Regions from separate parts of the Mus musculus genome. Here all the other regions are linked to region 1. Evidence: chromatin loops called from intact Hi-C (ENCODE). Cell type or tissue: left cerebral cortex. All regions are shown on one strand.

Region 1 (5,000 bases):
TTATGAAATGCAGATTGTTTGGTAGACAAATATCTTTCAGATCTTGGGGCCCATCAGGGATGATCATAACATTAACCCTTGGTAATTGAGGAGGTCGAGGCTGACAGAGTTAGGGGAGGCGTCAAGAGTCTAATTCCATATGGTGGGACTGTCAGACTTAGCTTACTGTCTCTGTTCCTGGATGTCTTCGTGCCTTCCCTGCCTCTGCAGATGTTGCTGGTCCCATCTGGTCTCTGGCCTCCCTGACCTTGTGGTCTCTCCTCCTCGCTCTGGGTCTCCTTTCCCATCCTGCTTCTGTTTCTTGAGCTCCCTGACATGACATCAGCACCTCTCTGGTGGCCTTGGTGTGACCTAGCTTCTCTTGTGTCATGTCCTTTCTTTGATGTTCTCTCTCTTTCTCCCCTACCTCCCATCCTTCCTCCCGGGGTAACTGATGATTCTAGGATACTTTCAGCTTCTCCCAGGTCATTGGTGATAAGAATTTTGTTTAATTACTTCGCCTCGTTGTATGGCTGCACTGCTATCAAGATTGCCATGTCTGAAGACTTCTCGCCTCTCCTGCCCTTTGCTCTATCAGACAGGAAACTTTAGGAGTTAAGGGGCTGTCCACTCACTCCCAAGTTCTCCATGTCTACTCGGCTGGCTGGGCTGTCCCTAGGGTCTCTTCTCTACTATTCTTTCAACTATCCATATTTCTGCACCTCTATGTCTCTCATGGCTACTTACTATCTCTTCCTGGCTCCCTCTCTGTCTACTGTCTCTTTCTCCCTGTCACATCTATTACCCTTCCTTGTGAGCTCTGTCTGTCCCAGCCCTGTCTTCCATAATCTCCATCTCTCTTCTCTTTCTGCAATATGAGCTGGGGCTGAAGGTCATCACAGAGGCCAGGCTACCCCCAGACCTTGTCCAATACACTGTGTCATGTTGAATCTTCCTTTACGCCTTTTCAATGAGAACTACAAAGCTTGGAAGTGAACAATATTGCCTCCTGGGTAGGAGAAATCACCTCTGAGTTGCTTGGATGCTTTCCACTTCCCATCCAATGATTAAGGGCAGTAAGAAACAACCCAGGACAGCAGCTGCTACTGACCCACTCCTAGCCAGGTGGAAGGGTGGAGCCTACTTTCTTGCCCTCCTTGTGGTTGAGTTGGAGAGAAATGAAGCTACCCCTAGATAGTCTGGTTTTAGTCAAGTAGCCTATAAAGTGTCCAAGCTCTGGGAAGGGCTTAGCCTATGGGATTTGAGCATCTATACAATCAAATCAGAGACTGTGGTTTGGAGTCACACAGGCAGGATTCAAAGGCCAGTTTAGCCACCGACCTTAAGTCTCTGCTGTGGTGAGAATTCTAGAATTTCAGTTTCTTTAAATAACACAGAAATATTATATGAATATGTTTTCATTTTAATCCCAGGTGTGGGGATACAGGGCTGCTTCGGGTTGTCCTCAGCAGCTGTGATTTGCCTCATGCTCTGGCAAAGGTGTGGCTTTGCCAGCTGTAGATAGTTTCTGTGATTTTGTGACATTTGGAATTCTGGTAACTTTTCAGAGGGTATATAAATGCTAGAGGCCCCAAGAGGCAGAGTAGGTGGTTGGTTGTTGGTTGTTCAGGGAGGGAGGGAGGGAGGGAGGGAGGGAGGGAGGGAGGGGTTGGTTGTAGTTTGTTAGTGGTTGTACTCAAAGAAGAAACAAGAAGGAAGAAATTGTATTTGGAGATATCTCTCTCCCCTCTATCCTTTCTCTCCAGTCTAGTAATGGGGTGAAGCAGGGAGGATAAAAGGTGGAAAGAAGAACCCATAAAATAGCAAACCCAGCTACACTCTGCCTTCTTCACACAGGGTGATGAGTGGATTATGGTCACCCATGAAAGGCATGACGTGCAGCCATCAAAACTCAGCCAAGGGCCGCACGAGCCATGGGAGGCAGAGGACATATACGGGAGTTCTTCTGCACAGGAAGAGGTGTGGGTGTCTACTAATGGCAGCTTTGAGCCCCTTGATCCAAAACCATCCAAGGGGAAGCATTCCAAAGGACCGTGACTTTGCTTTGCCATTGGCTCCTGTTTCCTGCCTCAGGCCTGACTCTGCAAACCTCCCAGACAGATAGCATTCTTCTAGGACTCCAGGGACAAACACACCCAGCCTCTCTCTTCACCCGTCTTTAGCCCCCCCCCCCCCTTCCTTCCTAGGCAAGATACGTTTCCTGGCATATCACCCCAAAGCATCTTGCTTTCACACATGCCTGTTGGCTTTAGCAAGGGGCTTCGTGACCCCAGAGAAGCTCTCCGCTGCTGGCCCCCCAGGTGGCCCTTCTGCATGTGCCTTCTGGACAGCTCCTTCAGGATTCTCCCCACCCCCCACTCCTTCAACAAAGTACAGGATGGGGAAGATGCCAGAGAATTTGCATCTCAGAGCCAAGTACTCACTTGAAAATATCTCCAAGGCCTTTTCCAATTTCCTGGAAATTGATGAGTGTTTCCAGGACTCAGATTTTGTGACTAGGCAATGCCTGGCCCCTGCCTGGGCCTCCCTTCCCCCTCTTAGGCCTGCCAACCCCGCACTACTGCCTGCAGGAAGCCAGTCCACCTACAGGAGGCTCTTCTCCCTATCCTGAGCAGGGAGGAGGGCAGGGTCCCTCTCTTGCCTCGTCGCTGTGGTCCTAGCAATCTTGGCACCTGCAGATGCTGGTGGAGCTGGAGGGAGGTGTGACTTGTTTCCCAGCCTACCCACATGACTTACCACCTGCCTTCAAGTTTCTCTCCCCATCCTTACATAATCCTGACTCCAGGATTAAAAATACTCTGCCGAGTACCCATCCATCTGTCATAGTCCCTCTCTAAATATATATGTGTAGTTATACATACATGATCTTATTTTTAAGACGCTTTAGAAGGAGTACTGCTATCGCTCGTGCCGTTGAGAGCGGGCTTCCGAGTCAGGGCTGGCTTCCTGCAGAACAGCAGCCCTGGGGGAGTGAGACTTCCCGTACCTCGAGGATTGCAGTCTGTTTTGTGTAGGTTTGCCTTAGTCAGGGGATGAGTCCTGGGTACCACCCAGATCCATCTCAGAACAGCCAGGGCTGGCCTTCCACGAGAAGCACAGCCCCTGGGCTGAAACTTAAGGCATGAACCCAGCTTCCACCCCCACTGTGAACCCTGACTTCTTGTGCAGCTCTGGTCTCTATGTGTCCTCCCTGGCCTGAAGTAAGAAAGAGGAATGGGACTTATTCCTGGTTTCATCATCATATTCAACCAAGTGTCCTTGAGACCTGGAGGGGTCAAACCTCTTCACTCACACTCTGCATGTACACAGTGGGGAATTGAGATGACTGTATGAAGGAGTGCAGCGAGAGAGGGAGACCAGGTACATGACAGCTAGACTTTAGTGTACCCATCTGTACAATGGGCATGACCTTTAAGACCATGGGAGCCAGCACAGCGCCCAGGGAGTGAAATGACCTGCTGGGAGCATAGGTAGGGGAGGGCAGACTGGATGAAAGCCTAGGGTGCTGCTGAGAGAAAGGCGGTGGTGTAGGTTGTCTCCAGGTGACCCCTGCCTCCTGGATGATACTGTCTCTGTGTGGCTCTATTGTCAGCCTTGAATCTCCCATCCACTGGGCATATATCATAGAAGTGTTCTATCTGGGGCTCAGGCTGAGGGTGCAGGCTGGACTCCAGCATCACACATACCAGTAGAAAAGGGGAATAAAGGTGCGAAGGGCATAGGCTGAACCTTCTGCCCTAGGCATGGCATTTGGCTTCAATTCCTTCCAGCTTCCCTCAAGGCCAGAATCCTGCACTCTTTCCCCAGCCTATATGTGGCTGGACAGAGACCTGGGTGAACAAGCCAGGACCTCCCAACTTAAGGGGGGGACACTTTCATGATTCAGTTTCCTCATTTATAGGATGAAGCAAATGAGTGTCTACCAAAGAGGAGACATGAGCTAATTCTAAAAAAGGGGGGGGGGGCATCTGCAAAGGACCATGGGGGCTGCTAGAGGCTGGAGGCAGTGCTCAATGCTGAGCCCTTTCCCCACTTTCTGACCAACTCCGTCTAGAGTCCTTGGGACAGGCACCACCCCTTGCCTCCTTGCTGCTGCTCCTCTGGCTCCTGGCCCATACCTGCTTTTCTGATGCAGGCAGCTGTTTTCTCTCAGAGCTGTCTTTTGTGGGTGCTCACCAGAGCACTTGTTACATGCCCCTGCCCTCCTCCCCCGCACTCTCTGCTCGCTCAAGTGGAATCCTGCACTGGTAATTGTACTGCTTGGCAAGCCGGGCTTGCTGTACTTCTTGTTGTTTGTTTTTGAGGCAGAGTCTCTCTATGCAGCCCAGGCTGCCTTCCAACTCACACACCTCCCACCTCCACTCACCTGGCCTCTCCTTCCCTTTCTACCGCAAAACACTGGGCTGTGGGTGTCCCTCCCCTACTCCAGAGATGAGAGACATAGGCAGAGCACATCCTCAGCATGGGGCCAGGTGAAGGAACCATCTGCAGGTGATTGCAGTCGCAGCATCTTGGGGCTGACCCTGGCTTTTGTGGCTTGAAAACTTGATGGTAGTTTCCTATCTGTCACCATCCTGGCCTCCCATGCCTGGAGCATCCGCTCGTGGGCTGCAAACTGAGAAGCCAACAGGAGCCATGGCAGTTCCATTTTTGGATGAAAATGGTGACCGAGCTGTGTGTCTCTTTCTTCCAATCCTGTGGCCCTCAGAGTAGGAGGATAATTACCAGGGCAGGATTCCACTTGAGTGAGCAGGGAGTGAGGGGGAGGAGGGAGAGGAGGGTAGGGGCTGTGCCTGGCATGTGTCAAACTTAGTTCTGAGCAGAGAGACACTTGCTGGGCTGTCGCACGGCCCAAGAAGATGCTAGCTGCCCACACAGGGTGGTCTGGGCTCCATGGGAAGATCTGGAAGGAAGCAGCAGAAGGGAGGGAAAACACTTTTTTGATGCCCCGTCTGTATCATCCGCAGACTGTTATATAATCAATAAAATATCAGTACCAG
Region 2 (5,000 bases), 420 kb after region 1:
GAGACTTCCTTTACCTGTGTTCACAGAGGCTCAGTTGACCAGGTTGGGCTTTTCAACTCTCTTGCCTAAACTGCCTAAGGTTCAGCAAACCCATTCCCCCAGCTCCCCAAGTGTGCCACCATGTACCCTAGACCTCTGTCTTAGTTAGGGTTACTACTGCTGTGATAAAGCACCATGACCAAACACCACCTGGGGAGGAAAGGGTTTATTCGGTTTGCATTTCCTCATCAATGAAGTCAGGACAGGAAGTCAAACGGCAGGAACATGGAGGCAGGAACTTTGAAGAAGCCATGGAGGGCTGCTGCTTACTGGCTTGCTCCCCATGGCTTGCTCAGCCTGCTTTCTTATAGAACCCAGAACCACCAGCCCAGGGGTGGCCCCGCCCACAATATGCTGGGCCCTCCCCATCAATCACTAATTAAGAAAATTCTCTGTCCAGTTGGCCCTTAATCCTTTAATCCTTTAATGCTAGTGCTCACACTTTGATCCCAACACAGGCAGAGGCAGGGGGATCTATGTGAGTTTGAGGTCAGCCTGGTCTACAGAGTGAGTGCCAGAACAGCCAGGGCTACACAGAGAAACCCTGTCTCAAAGAAAAAAAGAAGAGGAGGAAGAGGAAAAAAGGAGAGGAGGAAGAGGATGAGGAAGAGGAGGAAGAGGAGAAAGAAGAGGAGGAGAAAAAGAAAATCCTCTATAGGCTTGCCTGCAGCCTAGTCTTGTGGAGGCATTTTCTCTATTGAGGCTCCTTCCCCTCCAATGACTCTAGCTTGTGTCAAGTCGGCATAAAACTAGCCAGCACAAACTCCTACTTCTAGGTAGCACCCCCCCCCCTTGAATGTCTACTCTCTGCATGAGTCTTTTTCTCACTATGGTATACCTTCTATCAGTAGTTATTGAAATTCTTGGGATCGAGGCTTAGTGGGCAGAGTTTCTCGCCTTTACTCTCTACGGCATCTCCTGCTGGTAGCCCTGTCCTTGTTGGAGCCTGTCTTCTAGCTTGTCAGTGAAGTGTGATAACTGGTGGGAACTGTCCTTGGTGATAACAGTGACAACCATTCACTGATCACCACAGCACCCAATGTACAGAGCCACGGAGAAAGCCCAAGGAGCATGCTCCTGATTACAAGTGGTCAGTGACGACACATGAGTGGATATCTGAGCTTATATGCAGAAGTCTCCCCTCATGGCCAGAAGTTTCCAGATGTTACTACAGATCTGTTCTGGGGCCTTTAGACTATACCACACACACACACACACACACACACACACGGGCGTGCATACAATATACACACACATGAACCCATTGAATAGTAGCGCCTGACGTCCTCCCTAGAACTCAGGAATAGCTGGGCTTTTCCTCGGGCATTTAAGACCCCCTTATCCTTTGAGAGGCACTGAGAACTATAAGCTGTCTGGTCACAAAGGTCATGACAGCCAACCCCTCAAAACAGCCATTTTCCAGCGAATGGGTGAGTGGGTAAACCCAGCCTGGTCCCAGCCAGAATGGGGGTGGGGGGGTGTGCAAAGCTAGTGTGGTGGGCAGAGGGATCATACAGGAGCTGGGGAATTGAGACAAAGAGGTCAATAAGCCCGGGAGGTAGGGGAGGAGACCACCAAGGGCCTCCTATAGATGTCAGGATCTGCCATGGTCCCCCATAACCCTTGCCTCCAGAAGACAACAGATTCCCCTGGTAACGGGGACTCCACGTCAAGAGGACTCTAGGAGATACTTAAAGTGAATCAAGTGTCACAGGAGCCTCTGGGTACCTGGAGAAGTTGAAGATGACAGGTTCAATTCTCATTCAGTGAACTGAGCTCTTACATCAAGCACCTTAAATGGAAGCTATTTCTCCTTTCCTTACGTCTTCCTAAGACCTAATCAGTGATGAGAATGTCTAATCAAGGGTCTCTATTTCTTCCGATCTCGTGACAAAGGAAGTGGACTCGCACATAGCAATCACTCCCAGGTTAATTCACAGCAGGTCTTACTAACTACACCGGGACCAGAAATGCACCCTATTCCCCGAGGTACAGAATTAAAATAACCCTGCTGACTCCAAAAGGAGTGATTCATCTGAGAGGAAACTAGGGAGAAAGTCCCAGAGTATGGTTTGAAGCCTTGAGCTGTCCCAGGGGAGAGACCCACAGCTGTCCCATCTTGCCTCTGCCCAGAAGGTAAGAGAGGAGAAAGGTCTTAGGGCCCAGAGAGGCTGCATTTCCAGGCCTCAGCCTTCACGACTTGTCAGAAACACAGGTGATAGCCTCACCTCCATCTGCTCAGCTTCTGTGTCTGCTGCTCAGCTGGTTCTACACCAGCTTGGTGGGAAGCGTGTGATTAATCACCAATCCAGGCATCAGAGGGTAAATATACAAACTCACTCTTGTTTCCTGTCCCTTCAAGGTGAGGTGATGAACTGAACTGGAAGAAAAATACTGGGGTGATGAATGTAGAGAGGATGTTGGGGGGGTGGGTCTGGAGACAGGAAAGGGGATGAGATAAGTGGCGTGTGAGATCAAGATATAAATATGTGGGAGGAATTTTTTAAATTTTTAAAAAATTTTATTTATTTATATTTTTATTTATTTATTTGTTTGTTTGTTTTGAGACAGGGTTTCTCTGTGTAGCCCTGGCTGTCCTGGAACTCACTCTGTAGACCAGGCTGGCCTCGAACTCAGAGATCTGCCTGCCTCTGCCTCCCAAGTGCTGGGATTAAAGGCGTGCGCCACCACTGTCCAGCTGGGAGGATATTATTTAAGGATTGATTTGGATAGAATTGAATGCATGGGACGGGATGGGACAGGACAGGAGGGGACAGGATGGGAGGGGATGGAGGGGACCAAAAGGGATGAGCTCAGTCATCCTGACTGGTAGGAAGATTTCGATGTACACAGTCTGGCTCTCCTCTCAGTGGTACCTTTAAAGCCTGTGTCCTCTGCTAGTCTGGCTGTACCAGGCAGTCCCTTCCTCAGTTGCTCAGCAAGTGCCAGAGACACGAGAGAGGGAAGGAAAGCGGATGGCTCTTCAGGAGGCTGGCACCAGTCCCAAGCAATATGTTCCCAACTTCCTCCTGCGTGGGTGGCAACGACACGTCCCCAGCCGTCCCCCGCGCCTCTCACCAGCCGTCAACGCGCCCTCACTCTCTCCTTGTGTGTGTTGTCAAATCTTCCCAATATAGCAGCCTGGAGTCTGTCAACAGTTCTGTTCCATGCCCACTTTCCCTCTCCAGAGGAGTGCAGCGACAGCCACCTTCCCTCAGTGGGTGTGTCTCTCATTGTCTCCATCACAGGTGGGTGTGTGAAGAGCCCCTGTCACCTTCTGGGAGGAAGCATGGTCTGGTTTTTCTGGCATGGGACAAGACCTATACCAGAAGTATTTGAAGGACGGTAAGACCTGGGGACTTGATCAGATGTGGACGGTCATGGAAGTTGAAGGTGATGCTCTTATTTTTGACTTGCATGATTTGAGAGAAATGCCATACACTCGGGCAACAGAGACTAGATGACAGACTAGCAGCTCACACTCTGGAGTGACTGGGATGCCTGTGGTTTTTCCAATAAGGGGATGTCCCTTATGCAAATGCAGACCAGACGCTCTGGATGTACAGAAGATGCCGGAAGAGGAATGCAGACATCCACAGGAAACATCACCATATAACCATTTGCTCATGGGGATATCATTAGTACAGGAATTCCAGGACCTCACTTCACAGAACTTCCTTGAATCCCTTATAGGAGGTCAAAAAGTCTGATCCAGCTCAGCCTTCTGTCTGGGACTCCATCCTTGGGCACCGTGGCAACCTATCAGCCACCTTCTCTCTGTCCTTACAAGCTGCCCCTGTCTCTCCCCCCCCCAAAGGACATGTGTCTCCATCCCCACCAGACCTTGGCAGATCCTACTCCCAAAGGAATGTGGCACCAGTTCCCATCCCTACTGCCTTCCCCTCTAGAGGACCCCAGGGTTCTTCATGGGACTCCAGGACACTGCTCAAGGTTCCTAAGACCTCCATAATCCCCCTGCTGTCTGTGATTCACCAAGTGACCCCACAGGTCAGAAGTCACCACTAATAACACTCAAAGGGTGACATTTATTGCAGTATAGGCAGCCTCTGCTTAGCTCTCAGGCTTTGGGGAAATGTCAGACACAGAGTGAATCACTTTTTACGGTGTCTCCAGCAAAATGCTTGCCGTGATCTCTCATTTGCTGTCTCTAATTGAAACTTCCCAAGGAGCTCAGACCCTTCTCGTCTGCTACCCACAGAGCAGACTTATTTCATAACGGCTTCACAGTCAGGCCTGTCTTCACAGGGCAAAGGCCAGAAAGCAAGAGTCTAAGATGAGGAGAGAAGCTATGGTCCTCCAGGGAGGCAGACTGGTGTGGGAGAGCCCTGAGAAGTGAGCCCTTTGTGCCAAAAGGAAAGGGCCACTCTGCTATAGGCTGTGTAGACATGTGGTGTGTGTGTGTGTGTGTGTGTGTGTGTGTGTGTGTGTGTTATTGTATCTGTCCATTGTGTCCCTGGCTGTTCCTACACTGGGAGGAGACACAGTCATGGCTGCCTGAGGCCTCAGAACCCTTGGCCACTGGAGGAACCAGGACAATGAAAGGTCCTTTCCTGAGGATCATCTTGACTTGGGAAAGACAAGGAACCAGGGAGCACAGCACCCTGAAACCACCTTGGCTCTGAGGCCATGGCTGAGGTCCTAGAAGGAGCAGATCTGCAAGAAGAAAGGAAAACTGCCAACCCAAGGAGGAGGGAGCCATCCCGAACCCATACCGTGAGCCAGCACAATCAGTTTGCCTTGATTGCAAACTTGAATCGAGTCTCCATTGCTTGTACCCACTGTCAGTCTCACAGCTACATACCCGTTCTCTCCATTGGCCCTATAGAAGCAGTTCCCTCACCTTTTCAAAATGTCTAATCCAGCCAGGTCTAGAGGGTGTCACCTGGAAACCAGGGACATGTGGACTCAGTGACCATACCCTTCCACCCAATCGACACCCA
Region 3 (5,000 bases), 94 kb before region 1:
TGATCCCGATGTTACTTCTCAGGATCACTGAGTGGAAAGGGCTCGCGGAGAAAATGGCATTTTTTATCACCCTGGCAAAATGCTCCCGCACTGATGAGATGAGGCGCCCGGCGAGTGCGCGCGCGCACTTGTGATACATAACTAACCAGAAGCATAATCTTCTAAATTGAAAGCCATAATGTTTGCTGTTGGAGCTAAATATTAACAGGGCGTTGTCTCCCCCAACGACCCTCGGGAGACAGCTGGCTTAGCGGGAGGCTGCCGTCATATTCAAGCAACTTGATTAAATTCCTTTCTGCCATCAGAATTAAGAAATGAATAGTTTTATGAGAGTCATGCCACAGAGGACAGGAAAATGAAATGTTCAGGAAAGAGAGCAGGAGGGTTGCCTGCTCTGTGTTCCTGTAGGGAGTGCTGTCAATCTACCTAGAAGGGGTGGGCTCAGTATTGTGTATGATAGGCAGTCTTGACTCCTCTCTGGTCATAAAACACACTGTGGAGCCTCCTTAGGAGATCTCTCAGTTGTTCATGGGAGAGGCAGCAAATTGTGTGGCTGACTTCATGATCTCCGGATCTAGAACCACTGTATTCAAATCCCATTGTTATTCCCAAGTTGCTGTGTGATCTTAGGCAAATTATCTAACCTTTCTGTGGCAAAGCTTTTCTAGTTGTAATAAAATGAATTTATCTCAGTACTTAACCTGTGGAGTGTCTGTGTGGATTTATTGAGTCCCAAGACTCTTAGGACTGCTCTTTAACTCAGTAAAGAATATATAAACATACTAGTGTTATCATTAGTATTAGGAATAGGTCATACTACATAAAATTGTTTAGTAGGTAGAAGGAAAATCACATTACCAGCAACTTAATGTGATATATGATTAATGTTATTTGTGCAGCAAGATTTTTGTCTGTTGTGGCCACTCCTTCCCACCGATATGATTCTTCTGTTCTCAGAAAAGATGAAAGCATGATTTTTTTTTCATCTGTAAAGTGGATCTGGCAGCCACCTCACAGGATTATTGAGAACATTAAGACAACTCAAAATTGCAATAAAGCTGACAGGGCTCAGAAGGTAGGAGAGCATGTCTGGAAATCAGCTCCCGAAATATACTTTGTACTGGAAAAGAAACAGTCACGGGGGGTGGGGGGTGGGAATGAGAGGATCCCAGATAAAGTCAAGTGGGGTGGCACATTCCTATAACCCCAGCACTCAGGAGCCTGAGGCAGGAGGACCAGAAGTTTAAGGGTAGCCTGGGCTACAGAGCAAGACCCAGTCATAGATAACATCCACACAGATAGACAGAGAAACAACGTTAGTCTCAGACTCAGCAAGTCTTTTTTTTTTTTTTTTTTGGAAAAGGAACTCAAAAACAAATTATTGATGAGTCACCTTAAGGTTAGCTAGCTGCTGTGTTCACTGGTGAAATCTGCTCAATGCTCTCAAGAATCCTGAGGAGCTAGGGGATATGGCTAGTGTAGAGTGCCTGCTTAGCACAGAGGAAACCCTGGTCCCCAGAACAGCACATAACTGGGTAGGAGATGGAGGCAGGAGGATTAAGAGTTCAGGGCTATCTCTGCTTACATAATGAGTCTGAGGCCAGCCTGGGATACATGAGACCCTGTCTATAAGTTAAAATGAATCCCGTGAGGTGAAGCAGGAACCTTGGATTAAAGATGAAGAAACTGAGGCTCAGGAAGGTTGAATGATGATTGAGAATCACACAGCCAGTGAGGAGGAACAGGAGCTCAAACTGCTGCCTTGCCCTGGAGAGAGGTGGGGTTGAAGTGCATGTCTGGTGAGTCCTGGCTATGCTCATCCATCCATCCTCCCCACCATTCCCCCCAACCCCCAGTCTCCACACAGGCCTGTCTTTCATCCTGTAAAGTCATAGAAGCACAGGACGGAAGCCACAGCCCTGCTGAGTCTAGATTTTACAAACTGTCCTAGGAGAAGCCGTTTTAAATGCCTGGCCTCACATTTCTGGGGCGACTGCTCCTATAAATAAGATGCTCGACATAGTAAATAGTCCAGAAAATAGTAGCAGGGCGTGGGCATGAGAAACTGAGTGGGCTGGTGGGAGGGGAGAGCACAGAAACAGCTGCCAGAGACATCGTTTGTTCTAGAAAAGAGACAGTCACAGGAGGACAGGAGCAAGCACATGCAATTCTATTTCCTTCCTTCTTTCTTCGAGTCCATCTGAGGCCTAGAGAGAAATGTCAGCAGGGCTTTAATGACCCAGAGAGCCTGACAAGGAGAACGGAGCCCATTTCTCACAAGAGGGTGAGGGAAGTCAGCAGAAGACAGGTGCCCCTCAGAGCTTCTGTGTAGGGGACAAAGTGTTCCTCAGGCTCTGGCAGGCATACAGCCTTGGGGGAAATACTCACAGGGTCACAGTCGCAGCAGGGGCCATGGTGGAGGTGGCAGTTAAAGTACCTGAGAGTGCACTGGAGAGATGGCCTGTAGAACAAGCCTGAAGACCCAAATTTGCATCCCAAGCACCCATGTGGAAACTAGATGCAGTGGCATGCATCTGCAGCCCTAGGGCTGGAGGGGCAGAGACTGGTGGATACACAGGAGCTCACTGACTGCCAGTGTAGCCAGTGGGTGAGTGCCAGGCTCAGTGAGAGCCTGTCTCAGAAAATAAGGTAAAGTGTTATGGAGGAAGACCCCCAATGTTGACCTTTGTCTTGCAACTGTGTAAACACACAAGTATCCACACCCACACAGACAGAGACAGAGAGAAAAAGACAGACAGAGAGAGAGAGAGAGAGAGAGAGAGAGAGAGAGAGAGAGAGAAACAGGCAGACACAGGGACACACACAGAGACAGACAGGGAGACACAGAAAGACAGAGAGACACAGAAAGACAAAGAGGGACAAAGACAGAGAGAGAAAGAGAGAGATAGACAGACAGAGACAGGGACACACACAGAGACAGACAGGGACACACACACACACACACACACACACACACACACACACACAGAGAGAGAGAGAGAGAGAGAGAGGTGTTCAGGACTGCTCACAGCTCTGCAGTGACAAGACTTGATATAGAGGATGACTTGACTGTGTTGCCAGCAGCTTCTGTAGGAAAGGCCAGCTTCTTACTGAACTATCTTCTCATGTCCTCACACGGTGGGGAGTGAGGGGAACTCTCTGGGGTCACCTTTATAAGGCAATGAATTCTATTTGCATCCCAGACCCTTGTGAAGGACCCTGATATATTTGCTACATTTATCATTATTACTATGGCCAAACAAAACAACCTGGGAGTATAGAAGCTAGGGAGGTCACTGTGTTTGGAGAGGGACCTCTATCCCTGGAGGGGGGCACTAGAAGGTGGTCAGACCAGCAGAATGGTCAGAGTTGGTGCAGTTCCTCCTCCTGGGGCTGGGTGTGTTGAAGGTGACAGGATGTTCCTTTCCATCTCTGGGGCAAACACTGTCACCATGGAGACTGCCCCATAATAAGAATTTGAGGACATAAATATGGATATCAGTGGGAGCTGCTTTTGTTGGGTGACAGGCCATGTAGCTACCGAGTGGCCACCAAGCATGTGGAAGATCTGGCTTAGCTTGACAGATGTCAGTTGAGCCACCTATGTGTGCACTGGGCTTGGATGGACTCCAGTAACTGCTGTCCATCTGCGGGAGGCTGAGCTGCTGGTCTGGGTGGGAAGAGTGATAAGGTCATACACACTTCCCACCCTCCACCAGGCTGGCTCCACCTCACTCTCATGGCTTTCGACAGAGCTTGATAACAGTGTTAACAGATCTCAGGCAGCAAACTACTCGAGCTCTTGTTGGTGACCTGTGTCTGAGAAGGTTCCATCGATGAAGTTAAATCGTGAAGCTAAGCCAATGTCAATGTGCAGCTGGCTCAGCTGTCACTATTCTCTGCATTGGTGTGTACACCTGTGGCTTGGGCTGTATAACTCAACATGGAGGCTTTGGAAGGCCATCTTTACATGTTCAGAGCTGGAGCATGTCTAGCCTAAGCCCTCTAAACTATTCTTAAATGCCAAGAATGAGCAACCTCAATTCCCTTGCCTGGGATGAAACTCCATCAAGACAATGCTTATGGCTTTGCAAGCGGTAAAGCCATGGGCTTTCTGGTCGTATCCCACTGCCCCAGCAGGGATGTGGGTCCTGTACTCATTTCTTACCAGAAATCATCCAATTGGTAGTAAAACCTGGGTCTCCAGTGCAATTTAACCCCACTCCCCACCCACTGAGGGAACAGCCTGGCTCGACACCAAGAGCCGAGGAGTGCAAAATCACTTTAATATTGGCTGGAGACGGCGTAATTGGGAAGGTAAATCTGCTGAGGAAAAGAATCGTATTATGCAAATGTGATTAGCAGTGACTTTTGGGTTCTTTGTGGCTAGAGGATTCTGTTCTTTGGATGAATACGGTGCTGGTTGCTGGTGTTCTGGGTGCTTCTTCATAGATGCAGACAGAATGGGGCTCTGGACATAGATATGGGGAAAAGGGACCTTTAGCCCTGGGGCCTGGACTTTGGGAAGGGACTCCTCCCATCAGTCCCAAAGGAGGGTATGAGGGTCCCTCAAAGCCCTTAGCTGGTTTACACACAGGAATCCTCTGGGAACTCTTCCCGACCTCTTTCATTCGGGCTGGCACTGAACGTTGATGAAGAAACTGAGGAGGTGGTCCAGGGAGCACCAGGCTCCTGAACTGTGATTTCTGCTTTAAGAGAATGCCATTCACCCAGCCTGGTGCAGGGAAGGCCAGCTTCTAGGACCTTCTGCAGAAAACTGACGTATTTGTTACATTTATCATTATCACTATGACAAAAGCCCCTGGGAGTATAGAGTCTAGTTAGGTCACTCTATTTGGAGAGGGACCTTGACTCTGTCACCAGAGGACACTGGAAGGTAGTCAGACCAGCAGAATGGGCAGAATTGGGACAGTTCCTTCTCCTAGGGTTCGGTGTGTTGGCAGGTGACAGGATGTTCCTTTCCATCTCTGGGACAAACA
Region 4 (5,000 bases), 80 kb before region 1:
AGGCTATGTAAGTGTTTGACAGCTCATGCTCACAAGAATGGCCAGTTCAGGTCCCTCTGCATTGTGTCCTTGGGTCCCTGGCATTTGAAAGGAGGAACAAGATATTAGGCTTATTGTAATGAAGCAACTATCTTGGGGTGGAGGCTGAGCTCAGTAGTTGAGCACTTTCCTATATAATGAATGAGGCCTTGAGTTTGGTCCCCAGAATTAGAGAAAGGGTAAAGGAAGGGAAGGGAGATGAGGGAGGAAGGGAGGGAAAGATGGCAGTGCATGGTGGTGGTAGTGCTGGTGGGTTGCAGTGATGTCACTGAAATCCACGATCTCTTCCATTTTGGAGCCATCACACATTTGATCCCTGTCTTAGTTAGGGTTTCTATTGCTGTGAAGAGACACCATGACCACAGCAACTCTTTTAAAGGAAAACATTTCATTGGGAGCTGGCTTACAGATCAGAGATGTAGTTCATTATGGCAGGAAGCATGGTGGCACATAGGCAGGCATGGTTGGTGCTGGAGAGGGGCTGAGAGTTCTACATCTAGATCCTCAGGCAGCGGGAAGGAAGAGTGAGCCACTGGGGTCTAGGTTGAGCTTCTGAGACCTGAACATGCTTCCTCCTAAGAGGCCACACTTCCTATCCTTATGAGCCTATGGGACCCATTTTCATTCAGACCACTACAAGCTCCTTGTGCTCTGCTCTCTGCTCCTGTGTGGGACTGTGGGAGTGAGGTTGGGAGATGGGGTGGGGGGGGGGAGGTGACGGGTCTCTCTTCCCAGCTGTCTGCTGGCCAAGCTGTCCTGCAATGTTTGGGGTTTATCTGTGATCCTTATTGGCTCCTCGTCTCTGGGAGGGCCTGGCACAGTGCAGGTCCTGCAGGGGTGGGTGTAGCTAGCTCCATTTTTTAGAGAAGGAGACAAATGGAGACTCTGACAGAATTAAGTCAACCACTGGAGCTCTGGGGTTAGGAAGCAGGAGAGCTGAGGTACCACAGGCCATACTTAGCATCAGGGATCTTGAAACTGCCCTTGTCACTGGGACAGAGTTCCAGTGTGCAGTCTCTAGTTATCCAGTCAGTTCACTGGGCTTGAATTCCTTGACATCCAGTGGGTTCTCAGTTGCCTGACACTTGTCTGAGCTTTGTCTCATGGGATGACCAGACCTGTGGTCTGATGATGTTCTGACTCAGGGCCAAGAGGGCTGACATGTGACCTGCTGTTTGACTGACACTTGATAAGGCTGTAATCTGTCCTGTGCCTTATAGTGTGAATAAAGGGACACAGCGGAGATCTCAAACTATCCCAGGAGCCTTGAGTGGCAGTTCCCAGGAACTAGAGCCATGACAGACCAGAGATGAAAGGCCAAATTGCATCCCTCCCTGTGTGGTGCATACACACACACACACACACACACACACACACAGAGTCCTGTAGGACTGGTACCTCATACGATGTCTCTTCCCCTCCACAGCCCCATGGTGCTAGCTACTGGCTCTCTGATGACAGATGTACCTCCACGTGGTGCTCAGCTCTCCCTTCCCCCACACTCTGCACACAGGATTCGCTGGCTCAGTAACCAGCTCCACCCGGCTGCCTGGCAGGAGTGGTGGATGGATGGGGATGGGAGGAGGCAGGAGAGGAGCCATTTGTCTGGGACACTGGGAGAGAGTTGGCCACTTACAGTGGTGATGGATGGCAATTCTGCTCTGCCATCTGTCGGGCTGGCAGGCTGCTTAGCACAGCCCTACACACCTGGCTGGGGCAGTCCCTGTGGAGCGGGCCTGCTCTTCCTGTGGCTCGGGGACCAGCTCCTAGCACCTCAAGACGGGAGGTTGGTAAAAGGAGCTAAGCCACGCACCCACAGCCCCAGAAGAGAAAGAGCTGCACATGGCCCTCCAGGGGAATCTGAGGGCAAGCCCCGGCCCTTGACTCTTCTCTTATTCAGCAGCCAGGTCCTTTGTGAAGCCAAGAGAAGTCGACATAACTTCACTGCCTGCTCCCTTGGAATCTGGCACACCTGTGCTCTGTGCAAGCGAAGCAGACTGGGTCTCTCTGTCATCCTCTGCCAGCTCCTGGAGACACCTTCAAGGTCACTGGGTTGCCTGAGTGGGGGATGGGAAGTAGGGAATAGTAGGTCTTCCCCTCATCCATGCAGGTCCACCTTTAGCATTCGAGAAGGCTCACTACCAGCATCCTCAAAAGCTGCCTACTCAAAGCCATTAACTTTTTGCAGGAGGCTGAGGTCCTGAGAACCTTCAGGTCGCTTCTTCTAGCTCTGCCCTTACCTCTCTTCCCAGTATACTCCTTCCAGGATCTGGAACTTGGCCTGTTTGACTAGTCCCTGTCTTTGTATGTAGGCCCCATCCTATCAGTTCCTGCTGTGTTCTGACACATGAACTCATCTTGATGTCAGGTCATGGATCCCTAAGCTATCAGCCTTGGAGTCTCCTTGTCTAGGGCAGAGCTTTAGTCAGGGAATGAGAACAGGGCCAGTTCAAGTCTCCTCCAGGGAGATCCCTGGGGCTGCGAATCAGTTCAGAATTTGTCCCTGCTATCCTGGTCACCCTTCAGAGATGAATTTAGGAAAACAAGGAGGACACTTTCCACACCCCCAAGTCTGTAGCTGCAGACTTGGAGCCGGGCCAGGTAGTGGGATGTCTGCATTTTGGGGTGGAATTAGAATGCTTTGGGTGGGAGAGATGGAGCAACTGGAGGTGTAGGAGCCAGGGTTGGAAAAAGATACAGTAACTCTGTCTCTGCTATAATGGTACTACAGTGTGGCAGAGGGGGTGTGGACAGATAGTGCACAATATGAGAGAGAAAGAGAGGCCGGGGGAGGGGAGAAGAATAAAAGAAAAGAGATGTTAGTGCAATCTTTGAGGGTTTCTTGGAGGAGGTGGCATTTTTAAAACTCCCAGGTCTTTCTGGGATCTCCTTCCCTATCCTGTAAGTCCCAGAGGAATTAGATGAAAGGAAGGATGGGTAAGTCCTATAACCTCTTAGCAGAAAACAGATGGGCATTCTCATGTAGGATAAGATGAGCCTCGCTAATAAAGGTATGAGCAACGTGCAGGTAGGAACCTTGCAGCAGGTAGTGTACTGGGACTGGTGATAGCTAAGCTGCTATCAACTCAAATGAGGAAAGGGGGTGGGGTTCCCAGCCCATAATGAACAGAGGACCATCTGAGAAGAACCTTCCATGGAGGGACACACAGCTGGAGAGACTCCCTCGGTCACATCCCACAGAGCTAACAGAGACAGGGATGCTCTGAGGCTACACGTGCAGGCCAGCTACTCAGGGCAGTAAATAGGGACAAAGGCAGAAAGGAGAGGAGGTGCCAGACAGAGCAACTGCTCTCCAAACCCCCCTCTTGAGGGACCCAGACAGTTTTGGAGGGTTCTGAAGGACAAACATAACAGAAGGTATACCTGCTGGCTGCAGCTCCCTGGGTACCAGGCAGGAAGGGAGGGGCCATACTCTGTCTTACTATTTCCATCTTGGGACCAAAGCAAAGAAGGTGAGGCCATTCACCCAGTGTCTCCTAACCAGGAGGAGACAGCACCGGGGATGCCCAGGCAGATCTGCTTGGCTCCCAAGGCAGTGAGTGCTTTTCAGAACCATTACTGCCCCGTAGGAGGCCTGGCCCCTGCAGGGTTGGTAAGGCTGCCTGGGAGGATGGGCCCAGCGGGTGGCACTAGCTGCTGAGGTGAGCTAGCACTGCCAAGCCTACTTCTAAAAGTGACAGCTGGCCATTGTTTGCCAGGCAGCTGTGGGCTGCAGTTCCCACAAACTGGGGACGACTTAAAAAGCTGGGCTCTGTCTTAATCGATCTGCAAATGTACCGAGGAATTGAGGTAATTTCTCTAAATTTTACCCGTATTCAAATTCTAGAGGTAAGCATACGGGAAGAACAAGCCTGCTCATACACTGGAAGCAGAGAAAGGGCTGGCATTTTATGTTATTTTTACCCTGGGCATCAGGGAGGGAGACTCACCAGGAATACCTCATTACTTGAATTTTGAATATTTCTCTCGAGTTGAGCACAAAAGGAAGCTTGAAAAAAAAAAGTGAACACACTCACATGCTGGAGCCATCTCTCCTTTTGAATGTGTGACTCACACCGGCCTAGTTAGGTTTTAATAGCACAATTGTAAGAATCAATCAATCCTACGTAGATGTGTGTACTCAGAAGCGCTGAGGAAAGAAGCCATTCCCAAGAGTATTACGATCTCAAGACACTAAAATTATCTTTACCGAAGGACATTAGCTGCAAGCGGTAATGTCAGGTTTTTCTGTTTTTCTCACCTAAGCCCCAAGGTCAGGTCACAGGGATGACTGAGGAAGTGTTTGGGATGGAAGTGTTAAGAGAGCTCTAGAAAGAGACCAGTTAGTCATTGACATCCTTTTCCACCTCCACATGAGATGCATATGGCCACTAAGTAGTGTGGAGTGCAGCCTCAAGCCATGGGTTTTGCCACCAAATAGATCTAAGTCAGAACTCCCTCCCCTCTCTGATGCTGAGCCTGATGACTGTGGAGGTAACTCATCAGGCCGCTCCTGGCTCCCTACGATGAAGGTCAGGGGAAGGCAGGCAGGGAGGTGGACTACTTGTCTTTGGATGTTGAGCTTGGCCCATTGCCTTATTCCGGCAGATCTCAGAATGTGAGTGTTGGATCAAGTGACGTTTGAGTCCCACACAAGGCCCAGCAGAGTTCTCCTGCTTAGCTGCCTTAGTGGGTGTGCACCTCCTTTTAGGAGCTGGGCTTACCTTCCAACATGCCCTAATCAGAACCTCAGTCTCCTTGTGTTCCAAGGGTTTCTTTCCTGAGCATGCGAGCACACTATTTCCATCCTAGAGCATCCGTGCCTGGGCCCCCTTCCTCTTCCTCCATTCCTTCTCTTGACCTTTGTGTGTATAGGCTGTGCTTCTAAGCCCAGGAGAACTCCTGTCCTGAGAGAGTGATACCTTGCTTCTAAAGGTGGGTGGGTTGTGAGGCCTGGCCTA

What was found. Hi-C counts contacts between places; a loop is a spot of excess contacts. Peaks named below come from ENCODE experiments on the same cell type or tissue, not always from the same donor. Only the 100,000 strongest peaks of a DNase experiment are listed, where the experiment ranks them.
Region 2: a loop joins it to region 1, with 10 times the contacts of the local background. A loop is called at or near these places in 2 of 42 quality-filtered maps.
Region 3: it touches region 1 in a loop (7-fold over the local background); 4 of 42 quality-filtered maps call a loop at or near these places.
Region 4: a loop joins it to region 1, with 6 times the contacts of the local background. A loop is called at or near these places in 4 of 42 quality-filtered maps.

The regions. Positions count from the first base shown.
Region 1 is chr4:125,394,454-125,399,453 of GRCm38, forward strand. It overlaps Gm40247 (a long non-coding RNA gene), which reads left to right. Exons shown (of 3, transcript XR_868138.1): 3 at 1-42. Among named protein-coding and RNA genes, the nearest start is that of Gm40247, 15 kb to the left of the region's middle. In left cerebral cortex, a CTCF peak has its summit at 2,608; DNase peaks (open chromatin) are centred at 2,111, 2,853, 3,380, 4,363 and 2 more places; H3K27ac peaks cover 2,401 bases.
Region 2 is chr4:125,811,407-125,816,406 of GRCm38, forward strand. No RefSeq gene overlaps it. Among named protein-coding and RNA genes, the nearest start is that of Gm40249, 23 kb to the right of the region's middle. In left cerebral cortex, no CTCF peak of the experiment used is centred here; a DNase peak (open chromatin) is centred at 3,095.
Region 3 is chr4:125,300,845-125,305,844 of GRCm38, forward strand. It overlaps Gm46869 (a long non-coding RNA gene), which reads left to right. Exons shown (of 4, transcript XR_001784438.1): 4 at 1-700. Among named protein-coding and RNA genes, the nearest start is that of Gm32696, 10 kb to the right of the region's middle. In left cerebral cortex, no CTCF peak of the experiment used is centred here; a DNase peak (open chromatin) is centred at 2,053.
Region 4 is chr4:125,314,425-125,319,424 of GRCm38, forward strand. No RefSeq gene overlaps it. Among named protein-coding and RNA genes, the nearest start is that of Gm32696, 3.3 kb to the left of the region's middle. In left cerebral cortex, no CTCF peak of the experiment used is centred here; DNase peaks (open chromatin) are centred at 1,576, 2,686, 3,732, 4,074 and 1 more place; H3K27ac peaks cover 349 bases.